Regions from separate parts of the Homo sapiens genome. Here all the other regions are linked to region 3. Evidence: read pairs that join two places in POLR2A ChIA-PET (ENCODE). Cell type or tissue: Panc1. All regions are shown on one strand. Each heading gives the region's core, and the rest is flanking DNA. Links, peaks and the distances in the headings are about the cores only.

Region 1 (4,595 bases), core at 596-4,595, 150 kb after region 3:
CAGCCTGGGCAACACGGTGAAACCCCGTCCCTACTAAAATACAAAAATTAGCTGGGTGTGGTGGCATGCACCTGTAGTCCAAGCTACTTGAGAGACTGAGGCAGGAGAATCGCTTGAACCTGGGAGGCAGAGGTTGCAGTGAGCCAAGATCTCACCACTACACTCTAGCCTGGGCAACAGAGTGAGACTACGACTCAAAAAAAAAAAAATGCAAAAATACAAATACAAAAATCAGCCAGGCATGGTGATGCGCGCTGGTAGTCCCAGCTACTCGGGAGGCTGAGGCAGGAGAATCCCTTGAACCTGAGAGGCAGAGGTTGCAGTGAACCAAGACCACACCACTGCACTCCAGCCTGGGCGACGGAGTGAGACTCTGTCTCAAAACAAACAAACAAACAAACAAACAAACAAACAAACCCACAAAGATCGTGGGCTTCTGAGCTAGCCTGCCGGCATTCAGATTCCCAGGCTGTGTGAACTGGGGTCAGACTCTTCCCCTGCTGTGAGTCTCTCTTGTCAAATGGGAGTAGCAATGGTACCTACAGCTTAAGGTTGATACCAGGTTAAATGAGTTATCCGTCTAAAGCACTTATAAGAGTGTATTTGCCATTGTTACTGTGTAGGCTGAAAAAGGACAGCCATGATCTCACTGGATTGTCACAGCAGCACTACGAGATGGGTTTTTACTGCCTTTCCCATTTTTACAGAGGCCTCCAGGCAAAGCGCTTTGTCCAAGGTCACTAGGCTGGCAAATGCCAAGCCAGTTCATTCATGTGGTTTCTGATTCCACATTGCAACTAACCTTTAAGAAACCCTCTCTCTGCTGGGCATGGTGGCTCACCCCTGTCATCCCAGCACTTTGGGGTGCTGAGGTGGGAGGATCACTTGAGCCCAGGAGTTTGAGACCAGCCTGGACAACATAGTGAGACCTTGTCTCTACAAAAAATAAAAAGAATTAGCCAGGCATGGTAGTGCACGTCTGTAGTCCCAGCTACTCAGGAGGCTGAGTCAGGAGGATCACTTGTGCCCAGAAGTTAGAGGCTGCAGTAAGCTATGATTGCGCCATTGCATTCCAGCGTGGGTGACAGAGTGAGACCCTATCTAAAAAAAAAGAAGAAACTATCTTCTTTGAAGATGTAAAAGACATGAAAAACAAGGAAAGATAAGGAATGACTGAGGAACTGGCACAGATAGAAAAGAGTAGGACTAGAGCCAGGCACGGTGGCTCACGCCTGTAATCCCAGCATTTTGGGAGGCAGAGGTGGGTGGATCACTTGAGGTCAGGAGTTCGAGGCCAGCCTGGCCAACATGGTGAAACCCCGTCTCTACTAAAAATACAAAAATTAGCCAGGTGTGGTGGTGCATGCCTGTAATCCCAGATACTTGGGAGGCTGAAGCAGGAGAATCGCTTGAAACCAGGAGGTGGAGCTTGCAGTGAGCCAAGATCATGCCATTGCACTACAGCCTGGCCAACAGAGTGAGGCTCCATCTCAAAAAAAAAAAAAAAAAAACAAAATTAGCTGGGCATGGTGTCATGCCCCTGTGGTCCCAGCTATTCAAGAGACTGAGGTGGGAGGATCGCTTGAGTCTCGGAGTTGAGGTTGCAGTGAGCCATGTTTGTGCTACTGCACTCCAGTGCCAAACCCTGACAGAGCCAAACCCTGTGTCAAAAAACAAGCAACTTTTCTCCCTGTTTCAACCACATGTCTGTGCAAGAACAGATTTTCTTCACAGGCAAAATCCAAAACAACAAATCACAACAGACTAAAATGAAAACAGATCTGAGGAGAATCCAGTTGTCAGTTACCAAACCAGATACTAAAGAGATTTTAGGCGGGGCGCGGTGGCTCATGTCTGTAATCCCAGCACTTTGGGAGGCCGAGACTGGAGGATCGCTTGAGCTTAGGAATTCAAGACCAGCCTGGGCAACATGGTGAAATTCCATCTGTATAAAAAATACAAAAATTAGCCAAGTATGGGGTGGTGGGTGCCTGTAATCCCAGCTACTCGGGAGGCTGAGGTGGGAGAATCACTTGAACCCTGCGGGGCAGAGGCTGCAGTGAGCCAAGACTGTGCCACTGCACTCCAGCCTGGTTGACAGAGCGAGACCCTGTCTCAAAAATAAATAAATAAATAAAAGATTTTTAAAAGATGCAAGTCAATGCCACTTTCCTCACTCAATTTCTTCTTTTGCAAAATACAGTTTGTTCCTTAAAAATATCATATACATTAATACTGAAGGTGTTTGTTATTGTTAATTTTAAATGACAATAAAAAATTTTAAATGCCTCAGTTTTAATACCTTATTTAGTAAATATTGCTAGCTGTAATGCACATAAACTAAAGCTCTTTGAACTTCTCCATAAATTTTAGTTCTCCATAAAATTTAGTGATGTAAAATGGTCCTGAGATTAACAGTTTAAAACAAACAGTCCTGAGATTTAAAGTGTATGGAAATTGCTGCTACATGCCAAGCTCCGTTCTATCCCCCTCCCCCCCCCCTTTTTTTTTTTTGAGACAGGGCCTCATTCTGTCAGCCAGGTTGGAGTGTAATGGCATGATCTTGGCTCATTGCAACCTTTGCCTCCTGGGCTCAAGCGATCCTCTTGCCTCAGCTCCCCAAGCAGCTGAGACCAGGCGTGAGCCACCATGCCCAGCTAATTTTTTAATTTTTTTGTAGAGACCGGGTTTCACCCATGTTACCCAGGCTGGTCTTGAACCCCTGAGGTCAAGTGATCCACCCACCTCAGTGTCCCAAATTGCTGAGATTACAGGCATGCACCACTGTGCCTGGCCTCCTCCACATTTTTTTTTTTAAAGACAGGGTCTCTCTCTGTTGCCCAGGCTGGAGTGTAGTGGCCAATCATGGCTCACTGCAGCCTTGAACTCCTGGGCTCAAGCGATCCTCCCACCTCAGTCTCCCAAGTAGCTGGGACTATAGGTGCATGCCACCACACCTGTCTAAGATTTTTTCTTTTTCCCTAAGAGGCAGAGGTCTCACTATGTTTCCTAGGCTGGTCCCAAACTCATGAGCTCAAGTGATCCTTCCGCCTCAGCCTCCCAAACTGCTAAGACTACAGGTGTGAGCCCCCACACTCAGCCTCAGTTCTGCCCCTTTACAGGTAGCAACTCATTTACACCTCACCATGAGGTTGTACTAATATTACCCCATTATCCAGATGAGGAGACTGAGGACAGAGAGGTTAAGCCACTTGCCCAAGATTAGGCAGCAGGTACATAGCAAAGCTGGGATTCTAACCCACGTGGTCTGGGTGCCAATGGTCCAGAGTCCAAGCTCTTACTCCCACAGTGGAAGGATCCTAATCAAAGATCGGGAGGCAGTCAGCCTCGTGGGGAAGAGGAGAAGAGGGATGGAGAAGGGGCTGGGTAACCCAGCTCTGTTATCATTCATCCACTGGTTCCTTCCACAACTGGCTCTGAGGCCTACCGTGCATGAACGAACAAACGTGCCAGGTCCCGGAAACACAACAGAGATGCAATGAACAAGGACAGCAGCGGTCCCCTTTTGAGAGCAGGGGAGCACTCTCTGTGGGCTGAGCACCATGATCATTCCCCACACTTCCAGGTGTTCCACAGCCTGTACTTCCTATTCCACAGAGGTGGATGATGGAGGCTCAGGAGGAATGAGCCACCCGCCTAGGGGCTCACAGTGTGGGATTCCTGAGCCCTCAAACAACGAAGCACCGCTGGGCCTCTCTGGTAGAGGCATAGAAATGAGTCAGGGACACTTACCTGGGTAAGACAGATGGACTTGCTCTGGGGCAGCGCTGGGAGCCCCCAGGGACCCCTGGACTCCCAAGGAGAATAGCAGGAGTAGACAGTAACAGGACCAGTAGCCAGGAAGGGGGTGCATGGTGGTGGGGTGGTGATGGCAGACCGGGGAAAAGCAGGGGGACTGAGGAGATCAGCTCCCCACAGGTACAGCAGGAAGGGCTGGGAGGATGGGGAACAGAGGATGATCAGGCAGTGCTCTGGGGGACAACAGAGGCAGGGCAGGGAGGTCTCCTTCAAGATGGGTGGTTATCCAGGTGCTGGAGAGAGAAACCAAAAATAAGAATCGCTAAGGAACAGCAGCAGAGCTCTCTGAGCCTCACTCACAGTGTGCCAACCGCTTGACATAGATTAATTCACGGAAGCCTCACGACATTGCTATGAAGTGGTGGCTGTGAGCATTGTCATCCCCATATCACAGATGAGGAAACCGAGCAGCTGAGTGATTCAGCTGCACAGCTAGGATGGGATGGAGCCAGGATTTGAACCCAGGAGGGCCTGATTCCAGAGCCTTGCTCCTAACCAGAGCTCACTCTCAGTGCTGGGGGTCTGGGAGCGGGGTGGAGGCTGTGTAGGAGGTTGCATTCCGCAGCCCCATCCCCAGCTTTCCATCCTGCTGTTAGAAACCCCAGTTCTCCTACCTACTCCCGAGATTCCAAGCATTCCCGCCTGCCCCCGGGACCTCGCCTCCCTACTCCATCCTTAGCCTTCTATTTTGCTCCTAGTGACCCCAATCCTCCCACACCACCCCCAGATCCTTTAGAGCCCATCATGGCCAGAGCGGCCGCATCCTCTCTCCCCAT
Region 2 (4,595 bases), core at 596-4,595, 190 kb after region 3:
TATGGCTTGCTGCCCAGCAGGATATTGATAAGACGCTCCCATGATAAGGCAGTTCTGGCCCTTGTTCCAGTAGGATATCATCATGGTGTTCCTTGGACTTTTGTCCAGCAAGATATGATAAGGATGTTTCTTTTTTTTTTTTTTTTTCTTGAGATGGAGTCTAGCTCTGTCACCCAGGCTGGAGTGCAGAGGCATGATCTCAGCTCACTGAAACCTCCACCTCCCAGGTTCAAGCAATTCGCCTGCCTCAGCCTCTCGAGTAGCTGGGACTACAGGTGCACACCACCATGTCCAGCTAATTTTTGTATTTTTAGTAGAGACGGAGTTTTACGATGTTGGCCAGGCTGGTCTTGAACTCCTGACCTCAAGCGATCCTTCTGCCTCGGCCTCCCACCGAGCCACCACGCCCAGCCAATTGTACATATATCTTATTGTAAATCACAATATCACAATGCCTGAATCAGATAACATCCCTACTTCAAACCCTCCCATGGCTGCATCTCACTCAGAGGAAAAGTAAGTTCCTACCACAGACCACAAAGCCCCCACAGTCTGCCCCCATCACCTCTCAAAGTGCATTTCCTACCAATCTCCCCTTGGCTCTAGCCCCATGGCCTTCTTGTCCCTTGCTCCTGCCTCATGGGCTTTGCACTTGCTGTTCTCTATTCTAAGAGCACTCCTTCCCCAGATAGTGATCTTGATGCTGGACAGGAAAGCATCAAAATTGGGGCTTAGCCTGGGAGGGTTCTTGTCTTCACCCAGGAAGGAATTCAAGGATGAGCCCGTGGTGTTTGACAACAATCTTTCATAGAACAGTGCTGCTCCTTGCAGAACAGAACCGGCTCATAGGCAGTGCACCCAGAGTAGACAACATATGAGCTGTTGGCAACTATTTACACTCACTTCTACCCACTTTCAGTTACATGCAAATTAGGGGGTGGGTTAATGCAAATTGAGAGGGTGGGTCATTTAGAACTGTGTGAAATGGGAGATAACTTCCTGGTAGAAAAGGGGCGGTAACTTCCAGGTCGTTGCCATGGCATTTGTAAACTGTCATGCTCTGGTGGGAGTGTCTTATGCTAATAGACAATGAGAGCAGCTAGGGATTGCTGCCTAGGGGTCGGCTGGTTCCTGCCAGTTTCTTTACTTCATCCCGTCTGGACCAGATCCTGTTTTGGTCAGCAAGATTGTGACCAGAAAACAAGTCCTGCTGGTCTCCTACCTCAGTCTGGCTTAATCCTTTATCCCCGCCAGATCTCAGCTCAAACGTCAGCTTCTCAGAGAGGCCTTCCCTGGGTGCCCTGCCTGAAACTTACAACTCCCTCCCCCTCTTCCTACCACCTCCCTGGCTTAGTTTGCTTTCTGCCTCCATAGCACTTACCACCCTTGTAGGTTCTACTTATTTACATCCTTCCTTACTGCCTGTTTTATGCTATAGAACATCAGTTCCTGGATAGCAGACATTTTACCCCTCTCTTTCACTGTTGTGTCCCCAGTGCCTAACCCAAAGCCTGGCAAAAAGCTGGTGCTCAGCAAATGCTTGTGGAATGTGAGGGAGGATGGCACTTCCTCGCAGGGCCATGGTTTCATTTTAACTAGCTTCTGTGTGGGGCTGCCACGTGAGGACAGTTACGGGCCATGTCAGGAAATCATTGCCTGGCTATGGGAATAAAGGTGACAGCCCACGTTTAATTCAGGAAGAAATTTTTTTTTTTTTTTTTGAGATGGAGTCTCGCTCTTGTCACCCGGGCTGGAGTGCAATGGCATGATCTAGGCTCACTGCAACCTCTGCCTCCTGGGTTCAAGCGATTCTCCTGCCTCAGCCTCCCAAGTAGCTGGGATTACAGGCGCCTGCCACCACACCTGGCTAAGTTTTGTATTTTAGTAGAGACGGGGTCTCACCGTGTTGGCCAGGCTGGTCTCAAACTCCTGACCTTAGGTGATCTACCCGCTTTGGCCTCCCAAAGTGCAGGGATTGCAGGAGTGAGCCACTGCACCTGACTTTCTACTTCTGATTTCTTTTTTCCTTTTTTTTTTTTTTTAATGGGGTCTTGCTATGTTACTGAGGCTGGTCTCGAACTCACAGGCTCAAGTGATCCCCTTGCCTCAGCCTCCCAAGTACCTGGAATTACAGGCACACACCACCGCATCCTGCTGCCAGCTGGAAATATTTGATGGGCAGAACTAATGACTTCAAAAGTCCTTATTTCCTTCTGCCTCATCTGTTCTTGCTTCAAAGGTCAGCTCAGCCTTGCTGGGAAGACTCTCCTCTCCCATAAATGATATACATTGGGTTATTTTCTCCTTTTTCTACATATTGTTGTTCCAAAATTATTACACTGTATAGCATTGTTTTATGTGCTTTTTGTTTTGTGTTTTGAGACAGAGTCTTGCTCTTTTGCCCAGGCAGGAGTGCAGTAGCATGATCTTGGCTCACAGCAGCCTCAACCTTCTGGGCTCAAGCAATCCTCTCGCCTCTAGCTGAGACTACAGGCACATGCCACCATGCCTGGCTGATTTTTATATTTTTTTGTAGACAGGGGGTCTTGCTATTTTGCTCAGGCTGGTCTCAAACTCCTGGCCTCAAGCAATCTTCCCTCCTCAGCCTCCCAAAGTGCTGGCATTACAGATGTGAGCCTCTGTGCCTGGCCAAGGTTGTGGTTTTTGCAGTCTTTTGTGATAGTTTTATAATCAGCCACACAAGTGTGAGAACCCTCTCTTCATGGCCTTCCCCAGCTCTGTTTTTCAGGGTTTTCTTAATATTAGTGACTCCATAGTGACTCTGACAACTTTCACCTTTCCCCTTTTTGATTAAGATCTTTCTCCAAAAGCATCACTGATTGATCATCCTGTATTTGGGTTTTGATGTATCTTGATGCTGTGATGTACCTGTCCCAATTGCTGATCTCAATGCATATTGTGGGGGAGTGACTGGTGTCTAGAAGTCAGTATCAAAACCCTATCAACCCCTCTCCTTTTTTTTTTTTTCTTTTTTTGAGACAGTCTCACTCACTCTGTCGCCCAGGCTGGAGTACAGTCGCGTAATCTTGGCTCACTGCAACCTCCATCACCCAGGTTCAAGCGATGCTCCTGCCTCAGCCTTGTGTAGCTGGGATTACAGGAGCACATCACCACACCTGGCTAATTTTTGCAATTTTAGTAGAGATGGGGTTTCACCATGTTGGCCAGGCTGGTCTCGAACTCCTGACCTCAAGCGGTCCGCCCGCTTCGGCCTCCCAAAGTGCTGGGATTACAGACATGAGCCACTGCGCCCAGCCTCAAAACCCTTTTAATCTAAAGCCTGAGAAGGAACTGAAAAAAACAACATATTTGAACAACAAGGGAAGTGTGACGGGAGTGGCTCTCAGACTAAGTTTTCATGGTGTCCGTTATTAAGTTCAGTTTTATCTGTTCTGTAGTCTTTTATTAACATCTCAAAATGTTAGGCCAACATTATTTTGTTAGGAGTTGTACTTAATGCAAAAATTTAACAACATACAAAGTTGTTTTGTTTGGTTTTGTGTTTTGTTTTTTAGACACAGGATCTTGCTTTGTTGCCCAAGCTGGAGTGCAGTGGTATGATCCTAGCTCACTGCAGCATCCAACTCCTGGGCCCAAGTGATCCTCCTGCTCACCTGCCAGGTAGCCAGGACTACAGGCCCATGCCACTATACCTAGCTAATTTTCTTTTTTCTTTCTAGCGATGGGGCCTGGCTGTGTCGCTTAAGCTGGTCTCGAACTCCTGGCCTCAGGCAATCTTCCCACCTCAGCCCCACAAAGTGCTCGAATTACACATACAGGGTTTTAAAATGGAGAAATACAAAGTAAAATTAGTAGTAATATGAAAATTCCACTCTTCATAATGCTTTCAGACAACTTCATAGGCTTACAGAATGAATTGAATGAATCAAAAGGCCTTAGGAAATTAGGTGAGACCAACTGTAACCAAGTGATCTGTTTTCTTCTTTTATGTATATGGATCTCAACTTTTCCCGGAAGAACTGGCCTGTACTACAGGTACAGCATGTAGTATTAGCAATAGCGCAGACATGTCTTAGTTAACCAATGGATACTAAAGGATTTCTTAAGTTAGGTTTTGTTAAGTTGCCAATGGAAGCTATTGGTCATGAAATTTCAACTACATCATTATCCTGCCAAATGAAAAAGATAGCATTGAGGGGGTACAAATCTTATTATGAGTTAGTCTTCTTCCAAATGTCTTGGGAAAAGCTGTCTGCAGTGTGAAAACATCAACTTCTGATTTTCACTTTGTGTGTCTTTGGTCATGATGTCAGACAGTTTGGTGAGCTTTTGTGTGGCCCATACATTGGGCACAAAGTTTGTTCCTTAAAATTGGTCTCATTTCAGCGTATAGGGCTTTGGAAACAGAGCAGCTTTTACTTTATTTATTTATTTATTTAGACAGAATTTTTTCTGTTACCCAGGCTGGAGTGCAGCAGCGCAATCTCAGCTCACTGCAACCTCCACCTTCCAGGTTCAAGCAGTTCTCGTGTCTCAGCCTCCCGAATAGCTGGGTCTACAGGTACATGCCACCAAGCCTGGGTAATTTTTGTATTTTTATTAGAGATGGGGTT
Region 3 (5,253 bases), core at 520-4,519:
AGGGATGCTGGACACCCCCAGAGGCTGAGAAAGGAGAGAGATCTCCCCTGCTGCTTCCAGAAGGAACCCGCTCTGCTGACATCTTGACTGTCAGAACTGTAGGAATAGAAATGTGCATGCATTTTGTTTTGTTCTTTTTGTTCAGGTAATTTAAATATTTTTTTTAATTGTGGGAAACCCACAAAATGTACCATCTTATCCTTTCTAAAGCACATTGTTCAGTAGTGCAATTTTATTATTTATTTATTCTATTTTTTTTTTTTTGAGACAGGACCTTGCTCTGTCACCCTGGCTGGAGGGCACTGGCATGATCATAGCTCATTGCAGCCTCGACCTCCTAGGCTCAAGTGATCCTCCCACCTCAGCCTCCTGAGTAGCTGAGACTACAGGTGTGTGCCATTAGCCAGTCAGATGCCTGGCTAATTACTGTATTTTTAGTAGAGATGGGGTTTTGCCATGTTGGCCAGGTTGGTCTCGAACTCCTGACCTCAAGTGATCTGCCCCCCTTGGCCTCCCAAAGTGCCGGGATTACAGGTCTGGTCCTAGTGGTGTTTGCTACATTGTTCGGCAAGCAATCTCCAGAACTCTCTTCATCTTACAAAATTGAATCTCTGTACCCATTAAACAACAACTTCCTATTAACCCCTCCCGCTACCCCGGCAAATATTTAGACACGTCTGTTTCTAGGAATTTGACTTCTCTCAGCACCTCATGTAGGGGGAATCATACAGCATTTGTTCTTTTGAGACTGGCTTATTTCACTGACATAATGTCTTCAAAGTTCATTTTTATTGTAGCATGTGTCAGAACTTCCTTCCCTCCTCTTGCTCTCTTTTTTTTTTTTTTTTTTTTTGAGACAGAGTTTCGCTCTTGTTGCCCAAGCTGGAGTGTAGTGGCGCGATCTTGGCTCACTGCAACCTCCACCTGCTGGGTTCAAGTGAATCTCCTGCCTCGGCCTCCCGAGTAGCTGGGATTACAGGTGTCTGCCACCACACCCAGCTAATTTTTTGTAGTTTTAGTAGAAATGGGGTTTCACCATGTTAGCCAGGTCGGTCTCGAACTCCTGATCTCAGGTGATCCACTGGCCTTGGCCTCCCAAAGTGCTGGGATTACAGGCATGAGCTACCGCGCCTGGACTCTCTCTCTCTGTCTTTAAGTTTAGAGACAGGGTCTTGCTCTGTTACCCAGGCTAGAGTACTGTTGTGCAATCAGCTCACTGCAGCCTCAAATTCCTCAGCTCAAGTGATCCTCCTGCCTTAGCTTCCTGAGTAGCCAGCACTACAAATGTGTGCTACCACATCTGGCTAATTTTTAAATTTTTTATAGAGACGAGGCCTCAGTATGTTGCCCAGGCTGATCTGGAACTCCTGGATTCAAGCGATCCTCCTGCTCCGGCTTCCCAAAGTGCTGGGATTACAGGTGGGAGCCACCGCACCCGGCCAGAATTTTCTGCCTTTTGAAGGCTGAATCATATTCCATCATATGTGTAGACTATATTTTGCCCATCCGTCTATCCATCCCTGGAAAGTCTGAGTTGTTTTACCCCACTAAGTTGGGGGTCATTTGTTACAGCAGGTGTAAGAAACATACATTCAGGAAATATCAAATTTCAGACAGAGGTTAGTGAGAATACACATAGTTTTTCCGCCCTTCCAAATCCACAGGCCCAGGAATTCTTCTGCCAGGTTAGAAGCCCTGTCCTGGAGTTTGTTCTCACCTGTACAGCAGGATTCGGCTCTCAGACATGTCCAGTTTTTCAGTGGTGACAATAGGAAACAGAGCAGGGACCACCCACCCTGTGTTTTAAGGCCTAGATGGTGGTGATGGGTTAGTCACATGGTCATCCCTAGCATGCAGGATGCTAGAGAATGTAGTCTTGGGTTTGGTGGCCAGTACTAGTCTCCATATCTAATAATGCTGAGGATGGAGGGGCAAGAGGGTTTCGGAGCACATGTGCACATGGCAAGATCAGCCCCCAGGTTTCCTCAAGGGACTCCCTGGATGGGCAGAATTCAGGTGACCAAGGACTCAGAAAAGTATCTTCAAAGTACTCAATACCTCTGGTCAGCACGGTAGCTCAGGTCTGTAATCCCAGCACTTTGGGAGGCTGAGGTGGGAGGGTCACCTGAGGTCAGGAGTTCCAGACCAGCGTGGCCAACAAGGTAAGACCCCCATCTCTACTAAAAATACAAAAATTAGCCAGGTGTGGTGGCGGATGCCTGTATGAAAATACACACGGTTTTCCCTGCCCTTCCAAATGAAAATACACATGGTTTTCCCTGCCCTTCCAAATCCACAGGCCCAGGAATACACATGGTTTTCAGCTACTCAGAAGGCTGAGGCAGGAGAATCACTTGAAGCTGGGAGGTGAAGGTTGCAGTGAGCTAAGATCGTGCCACTGCACTCCAGCCTGGGCGACAGGCAACAGAGCGAGACTCCATCTCAAAAGAAAAAAAAAAAGAAAAACTCAAAACCTCTGAAGGCAGGAGGTGCAGGGGTTAAGGCCTGGGTGTCAGGGAAAACTCAGACTGCTCTTAGCACATACCTGCTGTGTAAACTTGGCCAAGTCTCTTAACCTCTCTGAGTACCAGCTTCTTCATTTTCAAGGTAGAAGAAAGCATGGTACCTTTCTCAGAGGTGTTGGGAGAATTCACTGCTCTTGCATGTGTAAAGCCTCCGGGACAGGGTGGCATCCGTTAGAGAAACTTGTCGTTGTCCTCACTTTGCACTGGCTGTTCCCGTTGCCTAGAATGCTGTTCCCTCCCTCCTCCTTTAGGTTTTCAACTAGATGTCCCCTTCTCTGGCTGCCTTAGAGCAGGCAACTTCTTCTGGGTTCAGCCGGCTCCATCTGCAGCATAATTTTTCTCAAAAGCGCTTCTTTCAGTGACATTGTACATATTTAACTTATTTGTTACTGCCTGACTCTCCCACTGGTATGTCAGCTCCTCGAGAGACAGGGAATTTTGTGTATTTTGTTCTCTGCTGGGCCCTCAGTGCACAGGACAGTGTTGGCCCATAGTTCCTGCTCAATAAATACTTTTTGAACCAATGACAGATTCAATGAATGAATAAAGGAATGGGTCTGTTACAATCAACCTGCTTCCTTTGAAGCCCTCAGCTGTACCTGAATTCCTGAGTAGACACTGTCACTCCCCTGTTCCTGCCTCCCCCACCCCCCAACTGATGGCAGGTTGGGGAGAGTTGGGAGTGCAGGGAGGGCTCTCCTTTTTTCCCTTGAGACGAGGTCTAGCTCTGTCACCCAGACTGCAGTGCAGTGGTGCAATCATGGCTCACTGCAACCTTGAACTCCAGGGCTCAAGTGATCCTCCTGCCTCAGCCTCCGGAGTAGCTGGGACTACAGGGGCACACCACCATGCCTGGCTAGTCGAAAAAAATTTTTTTTTGTAGTGACGGGGGTCTTGCTATGTTGCCCAGGCTGGTCTCAAATTCCTGACTTCAAGTGATCCTCCTGCCTTGGCGTACCAAAGTGGCCTGTCCTTTTCTTTATACTCTGTGGTCTTGGCCTCACTGACTCCGTCCTCCCATCCCCACAGTATCCCTTTCCCTGGGTGGTCTCCCCTACCCTAAGCAGTCTCCTTCTAGAGTCCCCCCTTCCACCCCTCAGGGAAATACTTCCCGGGTTTCCCTCAGCCACCCCCCTCCACATCTGAGCAATCTGCAGATACACAAGCCCCTCACCCGCCCCCTCAAACCCTAGTCCTGCCCTGGGGGCACCCGTGGCTCCTCCTCCTGAGCTGAAGCTGCTACAGCCCCAGGCATGTGTGGTTCAGGAAGTCACCTTCCTGTAGGCGAACACAGAGCCTGGCCCGGGCACGTGTCACTTTCTCTTTCCCCAGGGGCAGCTGCGGCACCTGGCCCCGCCCTGCTCTGGACTTCTCCAGCCTGGGCCTCCCCCACCCCACCCCCTCCGGTGCCTCAGGCCGCTCTGCACCCGTGGGACTGGCCTCTGTCCCAGCTAAACAGTGTGCCCTGGAGCTCAGGCAGGAATGATACCCCAGACCGAGCTGGAAATCAGAAACAGCCAAACCCAGAGCAGCAGGTGGAGATCCAGAAGAAGAGACCGAAGCCAGAGACTTTGAATAAGACTGAATAGAGACCCAAAGCCGTGGAGCCCAGGACACTGCATCCCCCTGGTGAAAAAGGCGCAGGAACCAGACAGGAAGTCCATGCAGCTCAGGCTTTAATAGACAGAACGAGGCCTGTGTGAGTCTCCCCCTGCCCCTCCTGCCGTGGGCTAGCCTCCATCACCCTCTATGGGTCACCATGCTGACTTTGTTGAGCGAAGACCTCCAGCTTCCTTCACTGGGCTAGCCTCCACCCTCCCTGCAGTAGGCTATCTCATGCTCCTACTGCAGGGACTGACGCATGTTCTTCTGTAGAAGAGGGTCCTCTACTATCCTCCCACCAGTTAACTTCCCTATCCTGTTGTCAGCCATCCTCCAATCCCATCAGAGTGGTCTAACCTCCACCCCTCCTGCTGGGGCTAACCTGTGCCTTTGCTGTCTAGGAAGTGTCGCTTCTGCTGAAGGACTGCAGGTGCCGCTCCCGCCTCTTCCCCAGGACCTGGGACCTGAGGCAGCTGCAGGTGAGAGGGGGAGTCAGGCCCACCCCTGCTCTCCCAGCCCCACTCACCTGGCTCTGTAGTGGCCCCTTCATCTTCTCCTTCTCCCTTGTCCCTCTCTCCTCTCCCCACACCTGCTCCCCCTTCCCTCTACTCCCACCTGACCACACTGGCTGTGCCCTCTCCCCTGTGCTTGTCACCTTCACTTGTTCCTCTCTATCCTCCTCCCCCCATCTGTTCCCCTCACCCGCCCCCTCACCTGCTCTTTCTCACCTCTCTTCAGGTGAGGGAGCGCCCTGTGGCTTTGGAGGCTGAGCTGGCCCTGACACTGAAGGTCCTGGAGGTCACCGCTGATGCTGATCCGGCCCTGGGGGATGTCCTGGACCAGCTCCTTCACACCCTCCACAACATCCTCTCCCAGCTTGGGGCCAGTGTGAGTCCTCGGGGCCCGGGCACCCAGGTCTGTGGGCTCTGAGCAGCATCCTTCCCCTGTGGTGGCCCAGGCCCCGCCTCACACACCGCCCTCCTCTGCTCACAGATCCAGCCTCAGCAAGGCCCAGGCCCCGGGGCCGCCTCCACCACTGGCTGCACCAGCTCCAGGAGGCCCCGAGGAAGATGACAGACCCGGGTCCTTTGGGTCCTGGGGGAGGATGGCAGGTGCACGAATTAGT

What was found. ChIA-PET counts read pairs that join two places held together with the same protein. Peaks named below come from ENCODE experiments on the same cell type or tissue, not always from the same donor. Only the 100,000 strongest peaks of a DNase experiment are listed, where the experiment ranks them.
Region 1: POLR2A ChIA-PET joins it to region 3 with 6 read pairs; 1 of 35 experiments calls an interaction of 5 or more read pairs at or near these places.
Region 2: POLR2A ChIA-PET joins it to region 3 with 6 read pairs; 2 of 35 experiments call an interaction of 5 or more read pairs at or near these places.

What each region holds. Positions count from the first base shown.
Region 1 is chr19:39,084,549-39,089,143 of GRCh38, reverse strand. It overlaps ACP7 (acid phosphatase 7, tartrate resistant (putative)), which reads right to left. Exons shown (of 13, transcript NM_001004318.3): 2 at 3,754-4,052. The coding sequence starts at 3,874. Among named protein-coding and RNA genes, the nearest start is that of ACP7, 2.5 kb to the right of the region's middle. RefSeq lists an enhancer at 4,423-4,595. In Panc1, for the core only: no CTCF peak of the experiment used is centred there; a DNase peak (open chromatin) is centred at 4,353; H3K4me3 peaks cover 861 bases; H3K27ac peaks cover 1,970 bases.
Region 2 is chr19:39,042,695-39,047,289 of GRCh38, reverse strand. No RefSeq gene overlaps it. Among named protein-coding and RNA genes, the nearest start is that of FBXO27, 12 kb to the right of the region's middle. In Panc1, for the core only: no CTCF peak of the experiment used is centred there; no DNase peak of the experiment used is centred there.
Region 3 is chr19:39,236,569-39,241,821 of GRCh38, reverse strand. LOC124904717 (a long non-coding RNA gene) reads left to right here and starts at 3,983. Exons shown (of 4, transcript XR_007067256.1): 1 at 3,983-4,224; 2 at 4,529-4,606; 3 at 4,866-5,015; 4 at 5,121-5,253. It also overlaps the pseudogene IFNL3P1. RefSeq lists a silencer at 3,911-4,000. In Panc1, for the core only: no CTCF peak of the experiment used is centred there; no DNase peak of the experiment used is centred there; H3K4me3 peaks cover 594 bases.